Linked DNA regions of Homo sapiens: region 1 is linked to region 2. Evidence: read pairs that join two places in POLR2A ChIA-PET (ENCODE). Cell type or tissue: GM12878. All regions are shown on one strand. Each heading gives the region's core, and the rest is flanking DNA. Links, peaks and the distances in the headings are about the cores only. Region 1 overlaps CD86 (CD86 molecule). Region 2 overlaps ILDR1 (immunoglobulin like domain containing receptor 1).

The links. ChIA-PET counts read pairs that join two places held together with the same protein. Peaks named below come from ENCODE experiments on the same cell type or tissue, not always from the same donor. Only the 100,000 strongest peaks of a DNase experiment are listed, where the experiment ranks them.
Region 1: POLR2A ChIA-PET joins it to region 2 with 14 read pairs; 4 of 35 experiments call an interaction of 5 or more read pairs at or near these places.

The regions. Positions count from the first base shown.
Region 1 is chr3:122,069,937-122,078,563 of GRCh38, forward strand. The region is part of intron 1 of CD86 (CD86 molecule); the gene reads left to right. Among named protein-coding and RNA genes, the nearest start is that of CD86, 19 kb to the left of the region's middle. RefSeq lists enhancers at 4,760-5,099, 7,713-7,892. In GM12878, for the core only: no CTCF peak of the experiment used is centred there; DNase peaks (open chromatin) are centred at 5,055 and 7,851; H3K4me3 peaks cover 5,354 bases; H3K27ac peaks cover 4,569 bases.
Region 2 is chr3:122,010,960-122,019,586 of GRCh38, forward strand. The region is part of intron 1 of ILDR1 (immunoglobulin like domain containing receptor 1); the gene reads right to left. Among named protein-coding and RNA genes, the nearest start is that of ILDR1, 7.0 kb to the right of the region's middle. RefSeq lists enhancers at 1,886-1,935, 3,795-3,844. In GM12878, for the core only: a CTCF peak has its summit at 2,545; DNase peaks (open chromatin) are centred at 2,048 and 4,002; H3K4me3 peaks cover 471 bases; H3K27ac peaks cover 4,566 bases.

The DNA of each region.
Region 1 (8,627 bases), core at 475-8,474, 59 kb after region 2:
CTGAAGGCTATACTTATCCCTAGTACAATGGTACTTTTTCTAAAATGCATACACCCTAATGCTTACCCTTTTGACAATTTTTTCCTGAACCTACCTTTTAATATAAGCAAATTCAGTCTTCAATTCAAATAAGTGTATTTTGCTGCTGAAGCCACCATGTGATTTTGAGAGATAGTGAAGACAGACAGTCTTCTGCATTCACTTGTAGAATCCTGAAAATACCTCTTGGTGTCCCTTGCCTTTCTGACTTCTTGCTTGAAGACATCTAGACAAAAATGTGTCCCTGGGTCCTAGTTTCTGGGTTCAGAAATTGATCGAATGCAAGAAAACAATACACATTGCCTCTTCCTTAGCATGCATGAATGGTAGGTGTGAATTTGCATCATGAGAAAGTAAATAAAAGAAGATTCCCCAGGGCAGCTAGGGAGGCAGAAAAAGCCAGCCTAGGATGGGAGTGGAGGACATGTTAGAGGTTATGAGAGTGAGGGTCCATCCTACCCCACCTCGGTAACTCACTGGTATGGTATAAATGCAAAATTTTGGCTCACACAAAGAAAAATACTCAACTTCTAATGCTTAACTATGTAAAATTTGCTTTTAAAGTACAAGTTAAAATTGTATCGCCCCTCAAAGAAACAAGAAACTCATTACATTTCTAAGAATGTTCCTTCAGAAACATGGAACTGAAAGCTATTTTTAAAAATTGATCTGGCCCTTAGAAAACTGGGGCCTTTTCTTTAATTTACCTAAGGAATTGACATAAAAGTCTAGGGTTCTGCACCAGAAAAATGCAGAAAGTGTCAAAATAAAAGGCAGAAATACAAAAGGAGACTTTTTGCAGCAACGTTCTATGTATAGCATTGATTCCAAGGGTGCAACATAGGGAAGTGAACATGTGGACTGTGAAATTGATGCTAATTTTCTTTCCCACTAGTCTAGCAGCCCTCTAAAATGTCACATTATTAATTTAGTTACTTTACCAGAAATCCGTGTATGTGGTTAGCATGTGTGTTTTTTTTTAATTAACAGACTTTACTTATTTTTAGAACAGTTTTAGATTTTCAAAAAATTGAGCACATAGTACGAGAATTCCCATCTACTCCCTTTGTGGAACACAATTTCCCCTATTTTTACCATCTTGCATTAGTGTGATGTATTTCTTACGATCAAGCCATTGTTGCTTCATTATTATTATTATTTAAAGCCCATAATTTACATTAAGTTTCTCTCTTTGGGTTGTACAGTTCTATGGATTTTGACAAATACACAATGTCATGTATCCACCATTATAGTATCATACAGAATAGCTTCACTGCCCTAAGAATCCCCTGTGCTCTGCCTGTTGACCCTTCCCACCCCTCCCCAACCCCTGGAAACCACTGATCTTTTTACTGTCTCCACAGTTTTGCCTTTTCCAGAATGTTCTATCTTTGGAATCATACAGTATGTACCCTTTTCAGATTGACTTCTTTCATTAAGCAATATGAATTTAAGTTTTCTCCATGTCTTTTCACATCTTGATGGCTCATTTCTATTTATTACCACATAATATTCCATTGTCTGGATATACCACAGCTTTACCAACTGAGGGGCATCTTAGTTGCTAATTATGAATAAAGTGGCTATACATATTCACGTGTAGGTTTTGTGTGGACATAAGTCTTCAATTCAATTGAGTAAATATACCTAGAAGTGTGACTGCTGGATCATATGGTAAGAGTATATTTACTTTTTTAAGAAACTGCTAAACTATATCCCAAAGTAGTTTTACCATTTTGCATTCTTTTCTTTATTTTTTTTTTATTATACTTTAAGTTTTAGGGTATGTGTGCACAATGTGCAGGTTAGTTACATATGTATACATGTGCCATGTTGGTGTGCTGCACCCATTAACTCATCATTTAGCATTAGGAGGTAAATCTCCTAATGCTATCCCTCCCCCCTCCCCCCACCCCACAACAGTCCCCAGAGTGTGATGTTCCCCTTCCTGTGTCCATGTGTTCTCATTGTTCAACTCCTATCTATGAGTGAGAACATGCGGTGTTTGGTTTTTTGTCCTTGCGGTAGTTTACTGAGAATGATGATTTCCAATTTCATCCATGTCCCTACAAAGGACATGAACTCATCATTTTTTATGGCTGCATAGTATTCCATGGTGTATATGTGCCATATTTTCTTAATCCAGTCTATCATTGTTGGACATTTGGGTTGGTTCCAAGTCTTTGCTATTGTGAATAGTGCCACAATAAACATACGTGTGCATGTGTCTTTATAGCAGCATGATTTATAGTCCTTTGGGTATATACCCAGTAATGGGATGGCTGGGTCAAATGGTATTTCTAGTTCTAGATCCCTGAGGAATCGCCACACTGACTTCCACAATGGTTGAACTAGTTTACAGTCCCACCAACAGTGTAAAAGTGTTCCTATTTCTCCACATTCTCTCCAGCACCTGTTGTTTCCTGACTTTTTAATGATTGCCATTCTAACTGGTGTGAGATGGTATCTCATTGTGGTTTTGATTTGCATTTGTCTGATGGCCAGTGATGGTGAGCATTTTTTCATGTGTCTTTTGGCTGCATAAATGTCTTCTTTTGAGAAGTGTCTGTTCATATCCCTTGCCCACTTTTTGATGGGGTTGTTTGTTTTTTTCTTGTAAATTTGTTTGAGTTCATTGTAGATTCTGGATATTAGCCCTTTGTCAGATGAGTAGGTTGCAAAAATTTTTTCCCATTTTGTAGGTTGCCTGTTCACTCTGATGGTATTTTCTTTTGCTGTGCAGAAGCTCTTTAGTTTAATTAGATCCCATTTGTCAATTTTGGCTTTGGTTGCCATTGCTTTTGGTGTTTTAGACATGAAGTCCTTGCCCATGCCTATGTCCTGAATGGTAATGTCTAGGTTTTCTTCTAGGGTTTTTATGGTTTTAGGTCTAATGTTTAAGTCTTTAATCCATCTTGAATTGATTTTTGTATAAGGTGTAAGGAAGGGATCCAGTTTCAGCTTTCTGCATATGGCTAGCCAGTTTTCCCAGCACCATTTATTAAACAGGGAATCCTTTCCCCATTGCTTGTTTTTCTCAGGTTTGTCAAAGATCAGATAGTTGTAGATATGCGGCCTTATTTCTGAGGGCTCTGTCACTATACATCTACTAGAATGGGTAAAATCCAAAAATCTGACAATACCAAATGCTGCTGAGGATGTGGAGCAACAGGAAGCCTCATTGCTCCACATCCTCAGCAGCATTTGGTATTGTCAGATTTTTGGATTTTAGCCATTCTACTAGATGTGTAGTGGTATCTTACTGTTTTAATTTGCAATTCTCTAATGAGGTATGATGCTGACCACCTTTTCATATGCTTATTTGCTGTCCGTGTACCTTCTTTGGTGAGGTATATGTTCAGATCTTTTGCTCCTTATTAAATTGGGCTGTTTGTTCTTTTATCTTTGAGTTATAAGAGTTCATTGTGTATTTTGGATACCAGCCCTTTATCAGATATATCTTTTGCAAATATTTTTTCCCCAATCTTTGGCGTGTCTTTTTATTCATATAATGGTTGATACATGTTTCTGCTTTAAGGAGGAAGGGTTTTAAAAATACAATTTACAGTAGCAGTAAAAATAAAAATTTATTGCAAATGTCTTATGTTCACTCTCAGGTGATGTCAGGGAACTATGGACCCAGCAGGGTTTAATTAAAGGGGAGTGTCAAGTCCTGGGGGCTGTGGTTGACAATCCTCCTTTATTGGCAATTGTGCAGCAGGGCTGGGAGTAAGAAGACAACCCAGTCCTGAGCTGCATCACTTCTAAATTAAGAATAATTCAGGAACTGTGTTTACGGTGAAATCCTGGCCCTTCTCACATAGATTATATTATGCATAGGATATGAATTTCTGTCCATGAATCCAAGTATATATGAAATCATCACTTTGAAAATTTCCTTTAACTCAACTTAATCCCACTGGTGAGCCTCAATCCTGCCAGTTGAAAAAGAGACTGTAACTGGGTCATGCAGGAGTCTCCTTCCTTTCCTGCAGCCCAGTCAGAATTCAAGAAGTTCACCTGGTAACTGGAAAATGATGGAAGGGCCTCAAGTCCCTAGTCTGTCCTGGTTGCCATTGGCACCCTTACTATCTGAGCCCATAGTGGTCTGTGAAGTCCGGCAGCTCCCTGCCCCCATGCCACAGTGGGGAATGAGAATATCTACTGATGCTGGGCCCCATGAGCAAAGCATGCTGCCTTTCTAGGCATGAGCCATCACACCTGAGGTTGCTACCCCCTCGGGAGCACTGATGGAGGGGCAGTTGGGTTTCTACTGCTCACAGGACCCAGACAACCATCCCCTGCCCTCCCTTCTTCTTGCACTTCAAAAGCACTCTCTTCCTCTCTTTTCACCTCTAAGCCACCGGTATCATCTCTTCCATGGGCTTTCACAAAAGTCTGGATGAACCTTTGAACTTGTATCTCTTCTGCTTTCCCCCTTGCATCAAGAAAGCTTAGAAAACAAACACTAATTAACGTTTCAATAAATAATGCTGCTCTAATTATTTGTGGAAACTATTCTGTATTAGAACTACCATCAGCACCGCCTCCTAGAGTGCTTTTAGACTTGACCACTGGCCGCAGGAGGCCACTTCCATATAACAACAAACAGATGGCTGAAATTGGAAAACTCAGCTAAATGTTCAGATGTTTCTAGACTCCCACGGGTTTCTGGCTCTGGCACATGGAGTAGATCCTGACTGTGTGGTCCTCAGGGGACTCTCTCTGGTGAAGTTTGGTGAGGTCAACTTCCACACCCACACACACCAGCTACTGTGTGTAGCCTGTCCTCCTCTGGTTGCTTCTACTTGCAGCCTTGGCCTCTTCAGTCCTGAGAGCGTTGGAGAATGAGGCAGTGGAGGAAGCAGCCCCACACAGAAAGCAGTTTCTGAAGTAACCTCAGCAACTTCCTCCTCACCAAACACAAGGAACTGATCTTCTCCACTGGGCTCGGCCTCTGGTCAGCCAAGGACAACACTGTTGACCACCATCACGGTTGGCCCCACTCCACCCTTGGCTCTGATGACATATGTGGGAGTCAGAGGAATTTTGATTGGCTGACTGCTGGCCTGTCACACAAACAAGATGGGGCAAGGGGGTTGCGATATGACTTGACATGTGAAAAAAAAAAAAGCCGTGGTCAGCAACCCCCTGCAACTGTTGAAAGGCTAATTCAATCTCTGACTCTTTAACAAAAGTGATCTTGTTCACTGCCTGTTCTGCCCTGAGAGCCTTCTCTGCTAGGAGGTAGGTTGACTGACTCAGGGAGAAGGGTGCTGGTGGCAGAGCTGCCAATGGGTGAGGGTCCTAGAGACTATCGACATGAGGGGCAGTTGAGAACACTGTAGTATTTAGCTGAGAGGAGAGACTATTAATAAAATTTACAAAATCAGCTTTCAGCTATTTGGAAGGGTTTATATAAAAGGATAAAATAATATGTTCTGGTAGTTCTAGAAAACAGGACAGAGACAAGTAGCTGGTACTTATGGATTGGAGGAGTGAGTGGCAGTAGTTTGGGGATTATTTATAAAAAAGACATTTTTCTGTTAACTCTCTTTTCTAATAGTGAATTTCCCAACCTGACAAGTAAGAAAGCACAGGCTAGACACGCATCTGTCATGACACTGAAGGGGTCCTTGCTTGAGTGAGAGACTGGAATGATGAGTTTTGAGGTCCCTTACAGTCCAGCAACTCTAGCTAAGTTGGAGAATAAGAGAATTCCATGACACCATATCACCCCCTCATTTCTGCTGCCTGCCTCACCATTCATCTCTCTTTACTCCTTTTAATATCATTCTACGTTACAGCATTGGAGGAGGCTGCTCTAAATAGGAACTGAAATAAGTAGATTAAAGAAGTGCTATGGAAGGGAAAACAATAAAACAACTTGTTTTTTAAGAGCCTACTATTGCCAGGATCTGTGCTAAGCACCATATATATGCCATGTTATTTAACCGTCATGACATGCCTATGAGATATTTAGTATTACTTCTGTGAGGAAGCCAAAGCTCAGAGAGGTTAAATAACTGCCCCAAGAACACACAGGCATTAAGTAGTGGAGCAGGGTTTGAACACAGGTCTCTATGACTCCAAAGTGCAGTGTGATATGTTATTTTTACTGATCTGTTTATGGAAAATGATACTGCTTTCTAATTTAGTATTAACACAAAGATTTTTTTCTAAATAGATTTACTTAAAGTATGTTATAAAAATACTATATAAATAATGAAACAGATTTTACATGAGTATGAAGTGGTACTAGTAGCTAGAATGATGAAAGTTTGGGGAATACTACTCCAAATATTTTGATAGCTAGCCTTTCAATTTAGCCTGTCTTATATTTGGACTGCTGAGTACAAGGAAAAGAAGGAAACATGAAAATTAAGTGAAATATGAGTTACTTCCCCTGTGCTCTGATAGGTGGGTAATTGATCATATGTCACAATAAGAAAATCAAATGAACCCTTTCAAACAACAGCAAAATCTGTGATTGTAAAATCCAGAGGAAAACCCCAGGTGGGATCTATCTGTATGAAGGATGAAATTTCCAAGGTCTGAACATAGAATGGCTGAGAGGAAGTGATGACCCTGTGAGTCAAGACCCTGGACCCTGGGGGAGCCCTGTGGGTTTGAGAAGCCCTGGGTGAAAGGTGAAGGGTTTTACAGGCCTGTTTACAGACCTCTGTAGTGACAGAAGGGAGATCTTTGTGCAAAGGTCAAAGTAAGAATTGGGAAAGTCTGAAAAGAAAACAGGAAAGTAATAATGAAGATGAAATAACTACTTGGCATACTCTGCCACATGATTTACAGGCAAGGTTTCCTTTGTTTTTCACAACAATGCAGCAAAGAAGTGATTATGAGTCACATTTCATAAGTGAGAAGACTGACATTCAAACATGTTCAATAACTGGCCCAGGGTCCAGTGGTCAAGCCAGGACTGGACTTCGGACCACCAGTTCCAAACCCACACCCCTTCCCTTGCACCACACGCTTTTGTGTGGATGAGCCTCCCCAACCCTGTCAACAACAAACTGTCACTTTGTCACTTTTAATGTCTCCTGCTTCACAGGACACAGCTAGCCTCCAAGAGATCAGGGAGGCATGCCCAGAGGGTGCTGCTTCTCTCTTTTGAAGCTCAAGTGCCACAGACCTCAGAGGCACATAAATGTCCCCCACACTGAGCAGAGGACTTTGCAGTGCCTGATCAGGGCAGAAAAAGGAGGCATGCACCTGGGGGAGGATCACATACGAGTGAAACCTGTCCCCGCTGAAGCACTAGGTTTGGAGAAATCTACTGGGCATTTACACACCTTTCCCACTTCTGCTTATGACTTGTAGCCAAACTCAAGAGTACCACCCACTTCCAGGAATAGTGTACCAAGGTAACAGAAACATTCTAGATTCATACAATTGGGGTTAGATTAGGATCATCTGAAAATGAAGGTTGTGTATGTCAATTGCCTTCTAACAGGATGGGTGGAGAGATGTACTTAATGAATGATTTTGGGGAAGGGCTAGAAGTGAAGCACATGGCCTCTCTGCCCTCACTCATTGAAGGCTGTCTTCTGAAGCCCCGTGGAGCTCAGTGCCTGTCACATGGTTGCCCACATTTGTTGAACTGAACTGCATTTTCATCTATGGGCTTCAAAGGCTGTGTGTACTCTGGGATCTCTGGGAATCTGTCAGGGAAGGTGTCTTTGTCATGTTTGTGGATGGGGCTCCCTTTGGGGGTTTCCCAGGGCTTTACACTCATGCTCCGAGGGTACGTTTGTAGTCATTCTCATCAGTGGAAATGCCCACCTGCCGGCAGAAGTTATTTGGAACCAAGCAAGAGCACTGTCCCTGGCTGTGGTGTTGTTTCTCTAGTCAGTTCCCCTTTCTGTATTTGAGTTCTACCGTCAGTCCTGGCATTATTTCTCTCTCTACAAGGAGCCTTAGGAGGTACGGGGAGCTCGCAAATACTCCTTTTGGTTTATTCTTACCACCTTGCTTCTGTGTTCCTTGGGAATGCTGCTGTGCTTATGCATCTGGTCTCTTTTTGGAGCTACAGTGGACAGGCATTTGTGACAGGTATGTTTGTGGAGGCTCAGACGCCTAGGGAGTGGCATGAGATAAAGCTGCAAGCTGCATCTGGGGCAGAAATGCTGATGTGCTAATGGCCGGCCAGAGAATGAGTAAAAGGGATTGCAGAGAGCATGCTTAAAACCTCTGACCATCAGGTTTGCTTCTCAGATTGACTACATTGGAGGTGGGATATTACAAAAATCTGTCTCTTCCTGCCAGATCCCTTCATCTGTTTTTCGTGAGCTAAGAGACAAAATAGGCAGGAAATAGAAGGTGCCACTTACCAAATAATTGGCAGCTGTTCTTGGCTTTGGGGTGCTGGGGTCTCCGAGCAGCCTCTGCTCTAGAAGAAGCAGTCCAAAGATGTCAGCTCGCCTCGCCTGAGTCCCCTGTGCCAGTGGGAAATCCAGAGAAGGGGGATTTCCTCCTCTTGCAGCCTCTCTGCAATGGACTTACTTGGCTTTCCTGTTTGACCTTTCCCTTCTCTGGTCCAGAGACCCTTCCCCAATATTTCTTCCCATCCA
Region 2 (8,627 bases), core at 199-8,198:
GTTTTTTCTAAGGGGGTCAGAGTCGAGATTCTGTCCCTGAGCAGTGCTCCTGCCTCTCAGCTTGGCTATTCTTTAAATAAAAGATAATTGGTATTCACAAGTTTGCAAATAATTTGAGCTGGGGGCCAGGCTATGTGAGCAATAATTAAAATATAACTGGTGCAGTCACTCTGACACAGTAAAATAAAGAACATGTAGGCTCCTTATTTGGCTGAATGTAATTTGATATAAATAGCAGTTTAATCAACACTCTAGTCAATATCACCTGTATAGAGGTAGCGCATTTGGGAGCAGGGAGACCAGGTTTGCTGGGGGTCAGAAAAAGGAATTTGGTTAGAGTCAGAAATTGCTGTGGGGTAGCTTTGAAGATTGCAGAATCTGACACCCTTGAGGAGGGGAAATGGGGAGAAAGGTGATCACTCAGCTCCCCTTCCATGAATGCCCTTATTGTGGACAAACCACATTTGGGGTGACAAAACTCACCTTTACCAACGTCAGCACTGACTTTGCTGCTTGGGTACTCTTTTATCTTCTCTTCTATTTCATCCCTGTGTGAATATCAAGCCTTGATATCTGCCAGGTTCAACAAGTTCTGGCCATCTTGAGCTCATTCACACTCTCTCCAGGGGTCTGCCAGCCAGCCCCACAGCATCCTGTGCAGACCTCAAACGTCCACCCCCTGCCCTGTCTCTCTTTCTCTCTCTCTCTCTCTCTCTTTCACACACACACACACACACGGGAAGAGTCCCAGGAGAAGAGGTACTGAACAACCCAGCAAACTCTTCTCCCATATCTCAGTTGTTGCTGTGGGTCCTTAGCATCTATTATGCACCGGGTGATGTACATTCTTGGTCTCTAAATCTCACAAACCCCCTCAGCTAGGCAACAGCCCTGCTCATATAGGTGGGCAGAAGTTCAGCTCAGAGTATAAGCCACACCCCCACGTGTCCAACATCACATACCTAAAAAGTGTCAGCATCAGGATTTGAGCTTGGGCCTTGCTGACAACAAATCCCAATTTTTCCCAAGCAAGCAAGCTTGATCTTCCAAAGTAGAAGTCAGGCGCCAGGCTCTTAAAAAGCAGTCAGATTTTCCAGATTGGGAAGGAAAGGCAGTAGCAAGACAGTCCATCTCAAAGGCAAAAATCACCCACTTTCTTTTCCTATATCCTCTAACTTCTCTGTAAACCTAACCACACTGGGCATGCACAGAACTAAGCAGGTGGAGTTTTCAAGAAAGGACCCAAAGCAGCAAATCAGGCTGAAAATGTGAACAGGATCAAAAAAGAGAAACGTCCTGATTGTAGTCATCCTGGTTGCAACTTTGCTCTTTCAGGCTTACTACAAGTTTTCAAATTCTTAATTTTTTTTCTATTCTTAAAATTCCTTTATCCTGTGGAATTTTCTCCTCCCCAGTTCATTGACTCCTCATTTCCTAGCTGTCTCTATCATTTTCTCTCAAAAATGTTAATTCTAGAACCTGACTCCCTGAGTTCAGATTCTGTCTCCAATCCCTAACAGCTGAATGGTAATGTAATATAAACAGCAGTTTATTAAACACTCTAGTCAACATTAGTTGCTGGGGGTCAGAAAAGGGAATTTGGTTAGAGTCAGAAGTTGACCTAGCAAGTTATTTCCAAACTATTGTTTTCCTTTGTATGCAAAACTGAGATGAAGATAATACCTGCCTCAGAGGGTTGTGGTGAGCATAAAAAAATGTCCCCCATTTAGCAAAGAGCCTGGCACATATAGACATTCAACAAACCTAAGCTATCATTTGTATCATTTGTACTTATCTTGACTACTTCAGGAGTTCCAGATCCACTGAGACTAGCATGTAAAAGCATTTTGAAAAAATGATACAAATGTAAACTATCATGATTGTCTTCTCTTTGCAAAATGAGTTGGTGCCTCAAAAGCTTCAAAAGTTTCATAGCTTTGTACCCTGGTGGACTCATTCACAGCTTGCCAGGCTCTGTGAAAGAAGGGAAGGAGACCTGTCACATGGGTAGAAAGGAAACTTCAGATGAGATATCAGAGCTCATGGGAAGGAGAGAAGGGGAAGGGGATTCTCTGATTCCCGCCATCAGGTACTTTCCAAGGCCAGGCTGCTGTGCTGAGTGGGGACTACCATCCTACACTAAAACAGAAGGAAACACACCAACCAGGGCAGAGTATCTTTACAACTAAATGTCATCTGTTCCTAAATACATGCACATCTTTGCACATTTTTTTATTCCTCATTTCCTGTGTAGTATTAGATTTGGCAAGAAGGAGTTTTAGTTTGTAGAAGATACTCACACAGTATAGGAATACAGGTATATATTTTAAAATATTTTTAAAATTAAGAACTATTTTGAAGGACTAGATGGCACTTCCCCTCCTTTCCTATGAACAGGCCTGCTTGGAAGGGATGGTAGGCAGGAGGGTGAAGGCAGGTCTTTGCCGGCAAGGGGCAGTGGCCTGGGACTGACAGGAATTGATTCCTGAGTGTTTTTCAGGTATACAAGCACCCTGACTCCATGTGGCAGGTTAACAAAATGCACACAGGTTCAATGCTATCAGAGTTTATGGCTGAGCAGGCTATCTCACCAAGCATATTTACCATCAGTGCCTGTTACATTTCCTCAGATAACAGTGCAAATATGAGCGGAATCAAGGAGAAGAGGGACTAGCTATGAACAAGAAGGAGCAAGACAAGAAGTGACTAGCTATGGACAAGAAGAGACAAAGACAAGAGGGAGTGGTCACGAACAAGAAGGAAAGGATAGGGAGAGCAGAGAGAGGAGACCAGGAAAGCAGATGGGTGGGGAGCGGAATGATGTCTAGGTACTGTGTGTTTACCCAAGGTCTGGCATGCAACACTTAACAGTGCAGCACCCCGAGAAGGAAAGTGCTATGTGCTGAGCACTTACTATGTTGTTTGACACGGTATTGGGTGTTTTATTATACATTATCTCATTTAACCTTTGCAAGAAACTGATGAGATAAGCTTTACTTTCTCTCAATTTCATTGATGAGGAAAATTCTGAGAGATTAAGTAATCTGCTTAAGGCCACACAGCTAGAAAGTAGCAAAGCTGGATTTAAGCTTAGACCTCCACTACACTACCATGTCTTCTGGATAAGTTTTCTAAATGGTTGAGATTTAACCCTTTGAGGAATATTCACGCACTTAAGGGACATTCACAAATTTATTTTAATCATTTTGTACAGAAGCTCTTCTTCCTTTTTGTTTGTTAATACAAAATAAATAAGTGAGAAACTTCAAACAGTGGAGGGGGTATCAAGTAAAAAGTTCCTCCTTGCTCACCATGAATTCCACTTTCCAGAGGTACTGCTGTTGACAATTTGGTCTACATCCCTTCACATCTTTTCCTATGTTGTTTTTTTTAAATTAATCATATTATGTACATTGATTTGTGACTTTTTCTTCAAACTAATGATATATTGTATATCAGTATATGCAGATCTATTTTTTTTTAGTAACTGCATGAACATTTCACTCCATCAATGAGCCACTTTTATTTACACATTTTCCAAATTATGGACATTTAGGTTGTTTCTGACTTTTAAGTATTATAAGCAATGCTGGCATTAATTACTGAAATGAATATGATTATATAAGTACGTCTTCACATGCGTTCTTTTATTCCAGTAGAATATATATCTCAAAGTGAGTTAAAGGGAATAAACCTTTTCTATTCGAATAGATACTTCAGGAAAGAAATGTATATTCCCATAAATAGCCAGTGACAGTCCCATGTTTCACCACAACCTATTCAAAAGAGGAAAATATCAATCTTTAAATTTTTTTTTGATAAACTACTAAGTGAAATAAATAGCCACTCAGGTGGTTTGAACTTAACATCCTTTTGGTTACCGGGGGAGAGGCCAAGACCTGGTTGAGGGGCAGATGCTTGGGGTTTCCCAAAGTCATTCACCCAGGTTAGTGACTCATGTCTCCACACACTAATCTCAGAGCACATGCAAATTTAGGCATGACCAGAACACACACATTCATTCATTTATTGAGTACACACTCTGAGCCAGTCATTAGTAGAAAATAAGAGATACAGGTCCCTGCACTCTTGGAACTTGTGCTCCTGGTAGGAGAGTCAATGATAAACAAGTAAACACACAGACAAAGTAGTTCCTGTCATGGATGAGTTTTAAAGCATTGATCAGAAACTACGAGAGCATTGAATATTAAATCTTACTCCTGTACAATAAGGGACTAAAACAGACACATGTATCCAAATGCTCCTGATAGTTCTTCTTGGTTGTTTCAAGTTCTAAATCAAGCCCAAAATCTAAATCATCATCCTTCCATACAAACTTGGGCCTCTCCCACATTTCCCATCTCAGTGAATGGAAAAGACCAAAAACTAGGAAGGAATCATCCTGGTATCTTTTTTTCCTTTGCTCTTCATATACAGTCTGACATGGTTTGGCTGTGTCCCCACCCAAATCTCATCTTGAATTGTAGTTCCCATAATCCATATGTGTTGTTGGAGGGACCAGGTGGAGATAATTGAATCTTGGGGTGGTTTCCCCATTCTATTTTCATGATAGTGAGTTCTCACAAGATCCAGTGGTTTTATAAGGAGCTTCCCCCTTCACTGGGCAATCATTTCTCCTGCCACCATGTGAAGAAGGACATGTTTGCTTCCCCTTCTGCCATGATTATAAGTTTCCTGAGGCCTCCCCAGCCCTGCAGAACTGTAAGTGAATTAAACCTCTTTCCTTTATAAATTATGCAATCTCAGGCAGTTCTTTATAGCAGCATGAGAACGGACTAATACACAGTCTACAATCAGATTGGGCTTATTTATCGCCGAAATATTTCCAGAATCTCTCTCTCTCTCCAATTTCACTACTATCCTAGCACAAGCTACTATTATGTCCAGCCTCCATATCACCTGTGCTTACCTAGTACTGTACTCATGCATGCTCTGGTTCCCCCTGCTAGGTGGATTCCACATTGCTGTTAGTCTCCCAATTCCTCCTCCTTAAAAACCTCTAACAGCTGTCCATTTCTGTTAAGATAAACACAAAACTTCCTACCATGACCCATGCAGCCATGCACATCTGGTCCTACCCACTTCTCTGGCCTCAACTCCACCACTCTTCCTGTGGCTTCCTTCACTCAGTCCCGCTAACATTCTTCTCATCTCTCATACACACTAAGCTCCTATCCAGCAGTCTTGCAGATGCTATTACTTTGGTTTGAATTCATCGTTCCTCAGTACTCATGCATCATCCCTTCAGGGAGGGTCTTCTGACTGAGCAAAATCCATCTACTAAGTGCTCTTGTGGTACCTTGTATCCTTCTTTCCTGGCCTTGTCACAGTTGTATTTCTACATTCACTTGAATTCCCTTTAGACAATAAGCACCACGGGGGCCAGGGCCATGATGGCTTTTGTTTGCCAGCACGAGGTCTTGCACCAAGTGCACATTAAACATTTGCTAAACAAAAGAACAGATACATTCATGCAAGATAGACTAAATTGCTTGGAACAAATTTTAAGTGCCCTAAAAGTTCAAAAAAATGGTTAACATTAACCATGTCTAGTACAGCCAGACAAAAAGCAAGAAAGAAGGGTGTGTGTTGAGGAGAAAGGTTATACAATAAGACCATGCCTGTATCTGGGGGGACAAGGCTTCCCAAAGTAGTGAGCCCAGAATTAGTTGGCCTTGAATTTCAAACAAAGAGCTTTAGCCCAGTCTCATAAGCTATAGGGATCTAATGGAGCTTCTTTGGATGGAAGATTAAAATGAAAGTGGGAATGATTAACTCAGGTAGGTTTAACCTATCATCTGCATAGAGAATGGTTGGAAGTAGACAGAAGTAGCAGGACTAGAGGCAAGAAGATGCTTAAAGTAGGCTAGTATAAGAATTGTCACCCAAAATAGAAAAGAAGGGGCAGATCCTGGGACTAAGTAACAGAACTCAGTGATTACCTGGTTATGAGAAATAAAGAAAGTGTCAAAATTGCTTTCCTCTGATCCCTCCTTATCTCAAGAGTTGCAGATTGGGAGATCTAGAAAGAACTGGGGACATGGCCAGAGTCTTCTCAATTCTTTATTTTATTTTATTTATTTATTTTTGAGAAGGGGTCTCTTTTGCCCAGGCTGGAGTGAAATGGCGCGATCTCGGCTCACTGCAACCTCCGCCCCACCGGGTTCAATTGATTCTCCTGCCTCAGCCTCCCGAGTAGCTTGGATTACAGGCATCTGCCACCACGCTGGGCTAATTTTTGTATTTTTTGTAGAGAAGGGGTTTCGCCATGTTGGCCAGGCTGGTCTTGAACTCCTGACTTCAAATGATCCACCTGCCTTGGCCTCCCAAAGTGTTAGGATTACAGGCGTGAGCCACCGTGCCCGGCCAGAGTCTTCTCAATTCTTAAAACACACAATTTTATTTTCCACCAAGGACTTCAGATAATGAAATAAATTATTATGGTAAAAGAAACCCAGGTAGACTGTACACTAATCACCCAACGGCTTGTTTCACTGCATTGTTGTTGGGGCAAGATGTTTAAACATTAGCATTTAGTTAGACATCCAGGAAGCAGACACCTGTTTCTATTTCTGTATACTAGAATTCAATTAAACAAGACAAACTATCATCAGAGTGAACAGGCAGCCTACAGAATGGGAGAAAATTTTGCAATCTATCCATCTGACAAAGGGCTAATATCCAGAATCTACAAAGAACTTAAACAAATTTACAAGAAAAAAGCAAACAACCCCATCAAAAAATGGGCAAAGGATATGAACAGACACTTCTCCAAAGAAGACATTTATGCAGCCAACAGACATATGAAAAAATACTCATCATCACTGGTCACTAGAGAAAAGCAAATCAAATCCACAATGAGATACCATCTCATGCCAGTTAGAATGGTGATCATTAAAAGTCAGGAAACAACAGATGCGGGAGAGGTTGTGGAAAAATAGGAACGCTTTTACACTGTTGGTGGGAGTGTAAATTAGTTCAACCATTGTGGAAGACAGTATGGTGATTCCTCAAGGATCTAGAACTAGAAATACCATTTGACCCAGCCATCCCACTACTGGGCATATATCCAAAGGATTATAAATCATTCTACGATAGAGACACATGCACACATATGTCTATTGCAGCACTATTCACAAGAGCAAAGACTTGGAACCAACCCAAATGTCCATCAATGATAGACTGGATTAAGAAAATGTGGCACATATACACCATGGAATACTATGCATCCATAAAAAGGATGAGTTCATGTCCTTTGCAGGGACATTGATGAAGCTGGGAACCATCATTCTCAGCAAACTATCACAAGGACAAAAAACCAAATACCGCATGTTCTCACTCATAAGTGGGAGTTGAATAATGAGAACACATGGACACAGGGAGGGGAACATCACACACCAGGGCCTGTTGGGGTGGGGGGGGGGTAGGGGAGGGATAACATTAGGAGAAATACCTAATGTAGGTGATGGGTTGATGGGTGCAGCAAACCACTATGGCACGTGTATACCTATGTAACAAAAGTGCACGTTCTGCACATGTAACCCAGTATAATTAAAACAAACAAACAAACAAACAAAAAACCTGCTCCACAGTATGAAATAGGAGAGAGAGCAATGGAGAAAGGGTGAAGACACCAGGGTTCTGGTCCCAGTTCTCAAACTAACTCCACTCTGTCAACCTGAGACACATGACTTGGGTCCAGATTTCCTTATCTGTAAAACTGGCTGGGAGGGGAAGATAAAGGCTGGGAGTGATTTCTACCTGTGTTCAACAGAGCTCTGGGATTCTGGGGAGGTATTCAGGAGCTCCCAAGGAGACAAGGGAGCAGCTGAGTGGACAGTCTCCCATCCATCACCCATACCCCCTCACCCTGAGATATATCAGGGAACTTTGTAAGATTTCATTAAGTCTACGGTATGGTCCATACGTCCACCCCCACCACCCAGGAAAAATTACTGTTCTAGATGCTGTCTCTCTAAGGATATTCTTACTTAGGGGTCGGTTGTCTGATTTCCCAAAGAATGATAATACAAGTTGATAGCTGTGTGGATCTGCAAGTTAACACCACACTGTGATGTTAAAAAAAATTCACTAAAGCAGAAATGACACACATCCTTTTAGAGTTTGGGGGATCGGCAGGGACACTAAACTTTCATTCTGAGAATAAACTTTGACATTGGATGAAGGCAACTAGAGCTATTAGCCAACAATGGTACTTACTTTAGCCTTATTTTAATGTTTTAAGGAGCAGATATTCACATATCACTTGTGATATTGTTAATGTGGGGATGATTTTTTAAATGAATTTTAATATCAGTAAGATAATATGTAATATCCATTGTTATTATTTTATTCAACTTAGTAATAAAATTTTTGTGATCATTTTGCTTCCATTTTATAAACTGTATATGTGTGCATACATGTCACAATGTACTTGGATCTTTCTGGGAGCTGTGAAAAAAAATCAGAAACCACTGCTTTGATAGATATTGAGAGCAAGAGAGGAAGCTTGATCTTCAGTTTGATCTTGACAGACACTTTGGGAAGTTTGGCTTAAAAATTAAGGAAAAGGTGGGGGAGTAGAGAAGGACTTATGCCCAGTATTT